Linked DNA regions of Mus musculus: region 2 is linked to region 1. The links are chromatin loops, found by intact Hi-C in ENCODE. Cell type or tissue: heart. All regions are shown on one strand.

Evidence for each region. Peaks named below come from ENCODE experiments on the same cell type or tissue, not always from the same donor. Only the 100,000 strongest peaks of a DNase experiment are listed, where the experiment ranks them.
Region 2: a loop joins it to region 1, with 7 times the contacts of the local background. A loop is called at or near these places in 40 of 42 quality-filtered maps.

What each region holds. Positions count from the first base shown.
Region 1 is chr5:33,376,184-33,380,183 of GRCm38, reverse strand. It overlaps Uvssa (UV stimulated scaffold protein A), which reads right to left and starts at 1,488. Exons shown (of 14, transcript NM_001081101.2): 1 at 1,182-1,488; 2 at 859-958. The coding sequence starts at 956. In heart, a CTCF peak has its summit at 1,816 (motif pointing right); a DNase peak (open chromatin) is centred at 1,603; H3K4me3 peaks cover 2,588 bases; H3K27ac peaks cover 2,636 bases.
Region 2 is chr5:33,272,925-33,276,924 of GRCm38, reverse strand. Ctbp1 (C-terminal binding protein 1) reads left to right here and starts at 1,921. Exons shown (of 10, transcript NM_001198861.1): 1 at 1,921-2,146. In heart, CTCF peaks have their summits at 1,643 and 2,491; DNase peaks (open chromatin) are centred at 1,794, 2,314 and 2,734; H3K4me3 peaks cover 2,641 bases; H3K27ac peaks cover 2,396 bases.

The DNA of each region.
Region 1 (4,000 bases):
TCTTCTGGTGTCTGAAGACAACTACAGTGTACTTATGTATAAAAATAAATGAATCTTTTAAAAAAATATTGGGTTCTATGATGGTACATGCCTATGACCCCAAAGGAACACTTAAGTGGAAGCAGGAAGATCAGAAATTCACAGCCAGCCTTAGCTACATAGTAAAGAGGTTAACCTGGGCTACATGAGAATCTGTCAGAGAGAGAGAGAGAGAGAGAGAGAGAGAGAGAGAGAGAAGAAGAAGAAGAAGAAGGAGGAGGAGGAGGAGGAGGAGGAGGAGGAGGAGGAGGAGGGAGAGGAGGAGGAGAAGGAGAAATAATAATAATAATAATAATAATAATAATAATGATGATGATGATGATAATAATAGGTAGCTCAGTGGTACAGTTTGCTTGGGGACAGCATGCTTGGGGCTCCTGAGCATCCCTGGGGGTGGGGCGGGGGTGGGGAGGCCAGAGCCACTGACCCAATCATGAACTCTTTACTCCAACGGAAAAGAAGAGGATCTACTTTTACTGACATAGTGTGATAGCTTTATACCTTACAGAAATCGTCAGAGGCACCAAGTTCAGAGTTTGCGCGACATTCTGGACCCAGGTACACCAGGATTACAGCCCCAGAAATCCTTTAGTGGTTCCTGAGACAAGGCCTTACTATGTAGCCCAAGCTGCGGGGAACTCATGCTACTCCCAACTCTACCTCACAACAGGCAAATGCCACCATGCCCTGGTGATCAGATAATTCCTTCCTAGGTAGTGAATGCAGGAGGTGGCAGAGGTGTACAAGAGGGCAGAGGGTCCACAATCTCCACGGTGTGGGTGCTCAGGGGACATTGGCACATTTAGCCTCAATACATACTTGCAAATTTTCTTCAGTTCCTTCATTTTCTGAGCATTGAGTTGGGATTCTCCTGAAGTTGTGAGCTCCTCTATCAACTGTGAAAGTTTCTGATCCATATCTAGAAACAAGGGACGCGGAGATGCTGAGTTAACATACAATAAATACTTCACGGTCTTAGTTTTAAGTTTATGGGGGACTCCAAATACTGGGGATTACGGCAAAGGCCCTAGGGTGTCTCTGTAGGTTGTCTCCCAGGCGAAGAAGGCTAGCCACCACATTCCCACGGAAGGCCATCAAGCCCTTCGGTGATAATTAGCTAAGGTTTTAAAGATGAGACTAACTCCGGCAGTCTTCGGTCAGCTGTGTGGGTGACGTTACCGCGGGCTAAGGGGAAATGTCACTAAATTTTAAGCAAACTGGCCGCACAAGAAACTCGCTCTCTGCAAGCGACAGTCTCTGGACAACTGCGGGGGCGACTGATCCGACCCTGCGGGCCGAGAATCTGACCAGCCACGACCCTCAGTCCGCCGCACTCGCTGCCTCAGGAGACGTAGTACCAGCGTCCCTCAGCCCCGGTGACACGGCCCGCAGGATGCAGCAGCTTGTTTCGCCCACCCCTTCCGGTGTAGACAGAGCTCTCTCTGTTACAGGCCCCAGAGAGCAGCGGGCACACACTCGCGAAGACCCGCGGCGCAGGAGCGGAAGTCACCGCGACGCGCCCGCTCTGGTCCAGTCCCTTTCAGATGAGGCAGCCACCCGTCTCCGTCATTTGCCTGGAGCGGCTCCACAGCGCAGGCGCGAGGACGCGGCAACGCGGTGACGCAACGCTCCTCCAGGGGGCGGGGCAGATCGAGAAGAACTAAGCGCGAGAAAAAGGAGGCGGGAGGGCCCGGCAAGTTCTTAAAGGGGCGGTGGCTTTGGGTCAGGAGTATGAGACTGAGGTGCAGAAAGAAGTTTTGATCTGGGGATCAGTTCTCTGGCCACCAGGAGGCTCGCGGCCTATGTACAGCCTCTGTATATCTGCTAAGAAAGCTCAGAAGGGAATCTGGGCGCAAGTCCGGTTGGGAAGGGTCGGCCCGCCTCCCTGACCGGGTCAGTTGTCCACCCCAGGACAGGCTATGGTGGGAGGCACCGTTGCAAGGCTGCCCTGGGGTAGTGGTGGTTGCACTGATTGGATGTTTTAAAATGTCAGTTCAGTCTCAACGTAGATGATTGTAGAAGATATGTCAGCTCTCGGCTAGAGCTGCTTGCTCCCTTCCTACAGCTTCACAGTGTTCAGGACTCTGGCCTCTACCAACCTCACGCTGCTTCAGCCCAACTCTTGAACGCACAGACCCCGGATACTGCCGCCTTAGCCGGCTCACAACTCGCTCTGCCTTTCCGCTGTCAGCTCCTGCTTCGCTTAGCAAAGGAGAAGCATACACCGGTCTCCCTGTGTATCCGGTTTGGGGTTCGGGTCTGCACCCATAGAGCGGGCATTCAGCCAGTTTGTGTGTCCTGCAGGACGGTCTTGAGCTTCTGGACTAGACTGTTAAAAGCATGGTGTGCCTACTGTCCCACCCACTTACCTACCCTTCCCTGAATCCGGGTCAGTGAACAAAGTCAACTGGACTCCCCCGACACGTCCGTCCCCTCCCCCCCCCTCCCCCGTTCATTTGTGTTGTGTTCAATATGTGAGGATCTGGCAACTCAACTTGTGATGTTTGGAATCTGAGCTCTTCCCACCACCTCTTGGCAGGTCCCAGTCCTCATACACTCGTGAGATTGATCGTGGACTGTAGTTTCTCATTTTACATGCACAGATTGCCCCCACCCATCCCACCCCCAAAATTTAAAGAGAATGAAATGTCTTTAAGATATTATTACATTTTTTTTTATTGGGGGGTTAGAAGGTGGGACCCTCCCTAGTATGATCAGGACAATTTCTGAGAGGTGGTTCTCTCCACCATGTGGGTTCCACTACTCAAACGGAAGTTGCCAGGCTTAGCAGCTGTGTGATCTCAGGAGTTGGAAAATGTCTTTTAAAGAAGTACAAGAAAAGGTTGTGTCAAGCCAGGCTTGTACATATGTGCGGCGGGGCGGGGGGGGGTGGGGGGGGTCCGTCAAAAGTTGAGCTTGCTGCAGACAGGAGCAAGAAGTGGCCTGCCAGCACTTCTCAGGGAGTCCTGGGAAGGAAACGAGAGCAGATCCAGACTCTGAGCAACTCAAGAACTGTAAACAATAAAGCTGATGAAAGGATTGCAAATCTCTTTTATAAGCCACAGTTCAATAGATTTTGAAGTTCAATATTGAGGAAAAAATTATGACAACAGCTACTCAAGTGATATGGAGGGAGGAAATGGTAATATATGTTCCAAGAGTTGTATTCTTACATAAATCGGTATACTACTTGAAGGTATATTGTGATAAACAGTCACATAGTATATGATGTCATTTCAGTTGATGTCAAACCAAATTCGACACCTAATGATATAGCAGATGTTTAAGTACATACTATGGTCACATAACGATGTAACTGCCTAATGACCCATTTCTCAGAACATACCACTATCATCAACAGAACCCCTAAAGTAAAAAAATTAATTAGATGCAACAGGGCAGAGAATGGCTTACTGACAGCATTTACACAGCTTGTGTGAGGCCCTAGATTTGATCCTGCAGAAAAGTGGGTCATCACTCCTAAGATTGCAAAGACAGGCCAGGTGTGGTGGCACATGCCTTTGATCCCAGCATTCAGGAGGCAGAGGCAGGTAGATCTCTGTGAGTTTGAGGCCAGCCTGGTCTACAGAATGAGTTCTGGACAGTCAGAGCAACATAGAGAAACTCTGTCTCACCGCCTTCCCCATGAGACTAATTTAAAATAAACAAAATGGATACAGGTGAAAACAGAAAAGGGAACAAAGAGCAGATGAGACAAATCAGAAACAAGTAGCAGATAACAGACTTAAGTCTAATAGGAAGAGTTACTAGTCAAAGACAGATATGGTGGCACCTGCCTTTTAATTCTCATACCCAGGAGGCAGGGGCAGATGGATCCTTTAAAATTAAAGTCCAGCCTGGTCTACATAGTGAGTTCCAGGACTGCTAAAGCTATTGGGGAATAGGGAGTGCAGAGGGAGGCTATTTCAACAACAAAACAACAAAGGCAAAGGCCTGTATG
Region 2 (4,000 bases), 100 kb after region 1:
TGCTGTGTTACCAGGCCCATTCCTTGGATGAAAACCTAGTACTCTCTGGTAAGGGAACAACTGGGATCCCCTTATCACTCTGATAAGTGTGATCCCAGGGAAAGTACAGCTTTGCCAGAGGATAAACAGCTGAGGCAGGCAGGATGGGTCCATTTACCAGTAACCAGTCTAACCTATGGCCTGTGGTGGAGACTGCCAGGGTAAGGGTAAAACATCATACTCTCTTACTGGCACCAGGATGATGGCTCAGGACTTCAGACCTTGAGCAATGCTGAACAGAGTGGAGTGAGGGTGAATGTGGCCCAACAGACACCAGATGCTCTCTCAGGAGCAAGTGCTTACAGGTGCCTTTGGGCAATCCTAAGGTCATAGGGTCTCTTAGGATGGGCATGTTCAGAACCACCTGTGCATCTCCACATCTCTACCTAGTGGCTTTCTACCTCACATCCGCAGGAGCAGACTCCTGCCTGCAGGGACCATCCCTGGAGTAGGAGTCCAAGCCAGTGTGATGGTGACAAGAAGCCTGGGTTTCCGAGGCTTCCTGGGAGGTTTCCGAGGTTTCCTGGGAGGCCCTAAGGGTTTTTTTTTTCTTTTTTTTTTTTCCATTTTTTTATTAGGTATTTAGCACATTTACATTTCCAATGCTATACCAAAAGTCCCCAATACCCACACCCCCCCCACTCTCCTACCCACCCACTCCCCCTTTTTGGCCCTGGCGTTCCCCTGTACTGGGGCATATAAAGTTTGCAAGTCCAATGTGCCTCTTTCAAGTGATGGCCTATTAGGCCATCTTTTGAGCCCTAAGGGTTTTTATACAAGCCCTGATATAATCCCTCACAAGGATGGAGTGATGTGGTGGTCCTAGTCACAATGTGCAAGAAAAAGTGGGAATTTGGGCAGCCTGAGAAGGAATAGGAGGTGTCACTCTGCCATGGAGTTGCTATGTTAGGATGGAACAACTGGGAGGAGCCCTTTGGATGGATCTGTAGGGAGTCACCTGCAGCTCGAGAAAACTGGAACAGACCAGGAGAGACAGTCCAGGATAGGGGTGGGGATTAAGGGAAAGTGTACATCTGCTGGCTTTCCCCCCTAGCCCTCAGTCTATTTAGGAAATACTGTAGCAGGTTTGAGACTCCACCTGTTAGATCTTTTTCTCCATCCATGTCTGCCAATAGATGGAATTGGAAGGTATTTTCAAAGCATTTTTTCTGTAAACAGATGCCCAGGCCCTTGTCATCCCTCATTGATACTGCCCACCTTTCTCAAAGATTTGATTTTCAAAACTCGTAACCATATGGCCTTCAGCATCCTTCAGTTTGGACTGTTCCCGTGATGTTATTATTATTATTATTATTAATTATTATTATTATTTTATTTTATTTTATTTTTTTTTATTTTTATTTTTTTTAACAGCTAAGCGGTATCCCTCGCTACGCCTGTCTGACAGTCCCACCAACAGTCAGTCGCTTACTCTGGGGTGGCCAGCGGGCATCTGTCCCTGCGCACAGATCACTTTCCCTGGCTGGGGCGCTGTCCAGCTCCTGGGTCCTGGGTCCGCGGCCCCAGCTCTAGCGCACAAGGGGCCGAGTGAACCGCTCTCGCTGTCCTCTTGAGGCCCCGGCGACTAGACTGGTAGCGCCCCACGCGGATGGGCTGCTTCACCACTCAGGCTCCGGCCCAGGTCACCGCGCCAAGGAGTGGCAGGGGCGCAGTCCGGGGTACGCGCAGGGGAGGGGAGGCCGGGGGCGGGTACAGCTGGGGGCGTGTCCAGGAAGGGAATCCAGCCTGGGAGGGGCGCTGGGGGTGGGGGCCGAGCGTCGGGCCGGCGGGCAGCTGGGCCCCTGAGCCGCCCGCGTACGTCCAGCGCGCCGCCTTGCCTGCAAACAGCAGACCAACCGAGGCCACGCCCGCGCGCGCGCGCCGCGTGTCCCCGCCCGCTCGTCGGTCGGAGCGCGGCTGGCGGCGCGGTGGCGGCTCGGCACGGCGGTGGCCGGGCGCAGGCGGCCGGGCGGAGTAGCAGACTGCGCCGAAGCCGCCCCAGGCGCAGGGCTCGCGGCGGCGGAGAGCGCCGGACTCATCGGGGCCCGCGGCCACCCGCACCTTTCAATGGGCAGCTCCCACTTGCTCAACAAGGGCCTGCCGCTGGGTAAGGCCGCGCGCGCGCATTTCCGGCTGCGGGCGGGGGGTGGAGGGGCGGGGGCGGGGCGGCCGGGCGCGCGCGGCGCTGGCTTTGTGTGCGAGTGCGCGTGCGCGCTCGCTGCGCGCGCGCCTGGTTGGGGGGGAGAAACCCAGGAGGCCAACGGGTGATGCGCATGCGCGAACTGCTGCACGCGCGTGCGCGTCCCTATTTTCCGATGCCCGCTCGCGACCCGCGCAGGTGACAAAGGGGCCTGTGGTGGTGCGACCCAGACTGTGACCGAGCCGGGCCTGTCTTCCTGGCCCGGGGTCCCGCGAGGATCCTTCTCGTGGACACCCAGCCGGGACCTAGGTGTTCCCGGAGTGACGAGCCTGCGGATTCCGCATGGGCCTCGGGTCGGCAGATCCGGGAGCGGGTAGTCTCTAGAGGTGGCGCTGAGGGAACATGGGTGGCCTACATGCCTATCACCCCTCTGGTCGACTTAGTGATGCTCAGCTTGGCACCTGGATTTGGACCACTTACGTTTTTTTTTATTCATTTATGAAAGTCCTTAAGCCACAGGGGTCCTGCCTGTGGAGGGCAGTCCTTCCTTGGCTGCGTTCCCTGGCCGCGTAGCCTGGCGCACGCGCAGCGAAGACGACCCCACCTTCGGGCGGGGCAGCCGAGAGGTTTCGGATTAGGGAGGAGCCTTTTGCCCACCGTCCAAGTGCCCTACAGTGTCCCTCTCTTTGGCGCTTCCACTTTAATGACCACACGGCTTGACCCCCAGCTCTGTTCTCACAAGGGCACTGCCTTCTTCCTTATAGCCTGAAAGCTGGCAGGGGATGAATCCTCGCAGCGTGTGCTGCCAGCAGGAAATAAGGAACTGTAGGCAGGAGGGAAAAAGGGAGGCGCCCTGTGATGGCCCACTATACCTCTTATCACACAAGGCCATTTTGCAGATCCTGTCAGTTTGTTTCAGGGTGTGGCGGGGTAAGGCCCTCCAGGCCTGCCTTCATCCTGGACTGGTGGTGGGTACTCCTCCCCTACACTGCACCTCTTCAGAGCTGAACTCCCTGGAGGCTCATGTGTATACACACACACACACACACACACACACACACACTTTTGTAGGAAGAGGCTCTGCACCCAAACCAGCAGGGTTATAGTCCAAATTTCCCATGGGGTAGGGAGGGCAGGCCCAGCCCATTGCCTTCCAGAAATCAGCAGGACAGCCTTGCCTGTCAAACCTTTCCTGGCCCAGGGTTATGTCCCTTGTCGTGTTGAGCTTTTGATTGATTAGGACAAATTTGCCTTGTAGGAAGGAAAAGGGAAGGAGTTTAGCTGTCCAGTATTTAGGAAAGTGAACCCAGTGAGCCAGGGTGTCAGCAAGATGATACCTAGCAGTTTTATTCCCCGGGTAGTATGTTCCCTTACTGTGTTTTGCTTTGTCACTTCCAGATTCAGAGCACGTGTCCAATATAAACAGGGATACACAGGATGCTTACCCCAGTGTGATTGGCATGCAGGACATCGGGGCTCCATTATAGAGTTGGACTAACATCTTTGAGACCCCGGGGGAGCATGATCTCTGGAAGAATGATAGCAGGATGTGAATATGGGCTGGGCTCATATGTGTGTTCTCTCTGTTTCATCTGCAACATGGGGTGACAGCTGTGGGATGTGCCAAGTTCAGGGACAGCGTTGTGGTGTAGTGTGGGGTCATACTGTTCTCCGGAACTCTATGAGTTTGCTTGTCTTGTTACTATTTAGGGTGGCAGCTGTGGTTTGAGGCTGCTCTTTCTCTGCATGGCCCTGCTGTATGTGTCAGCCTGGCTTCCACAGATGTCTGAGGGCACTGTGCCATGTTAGTTGTACATAGTG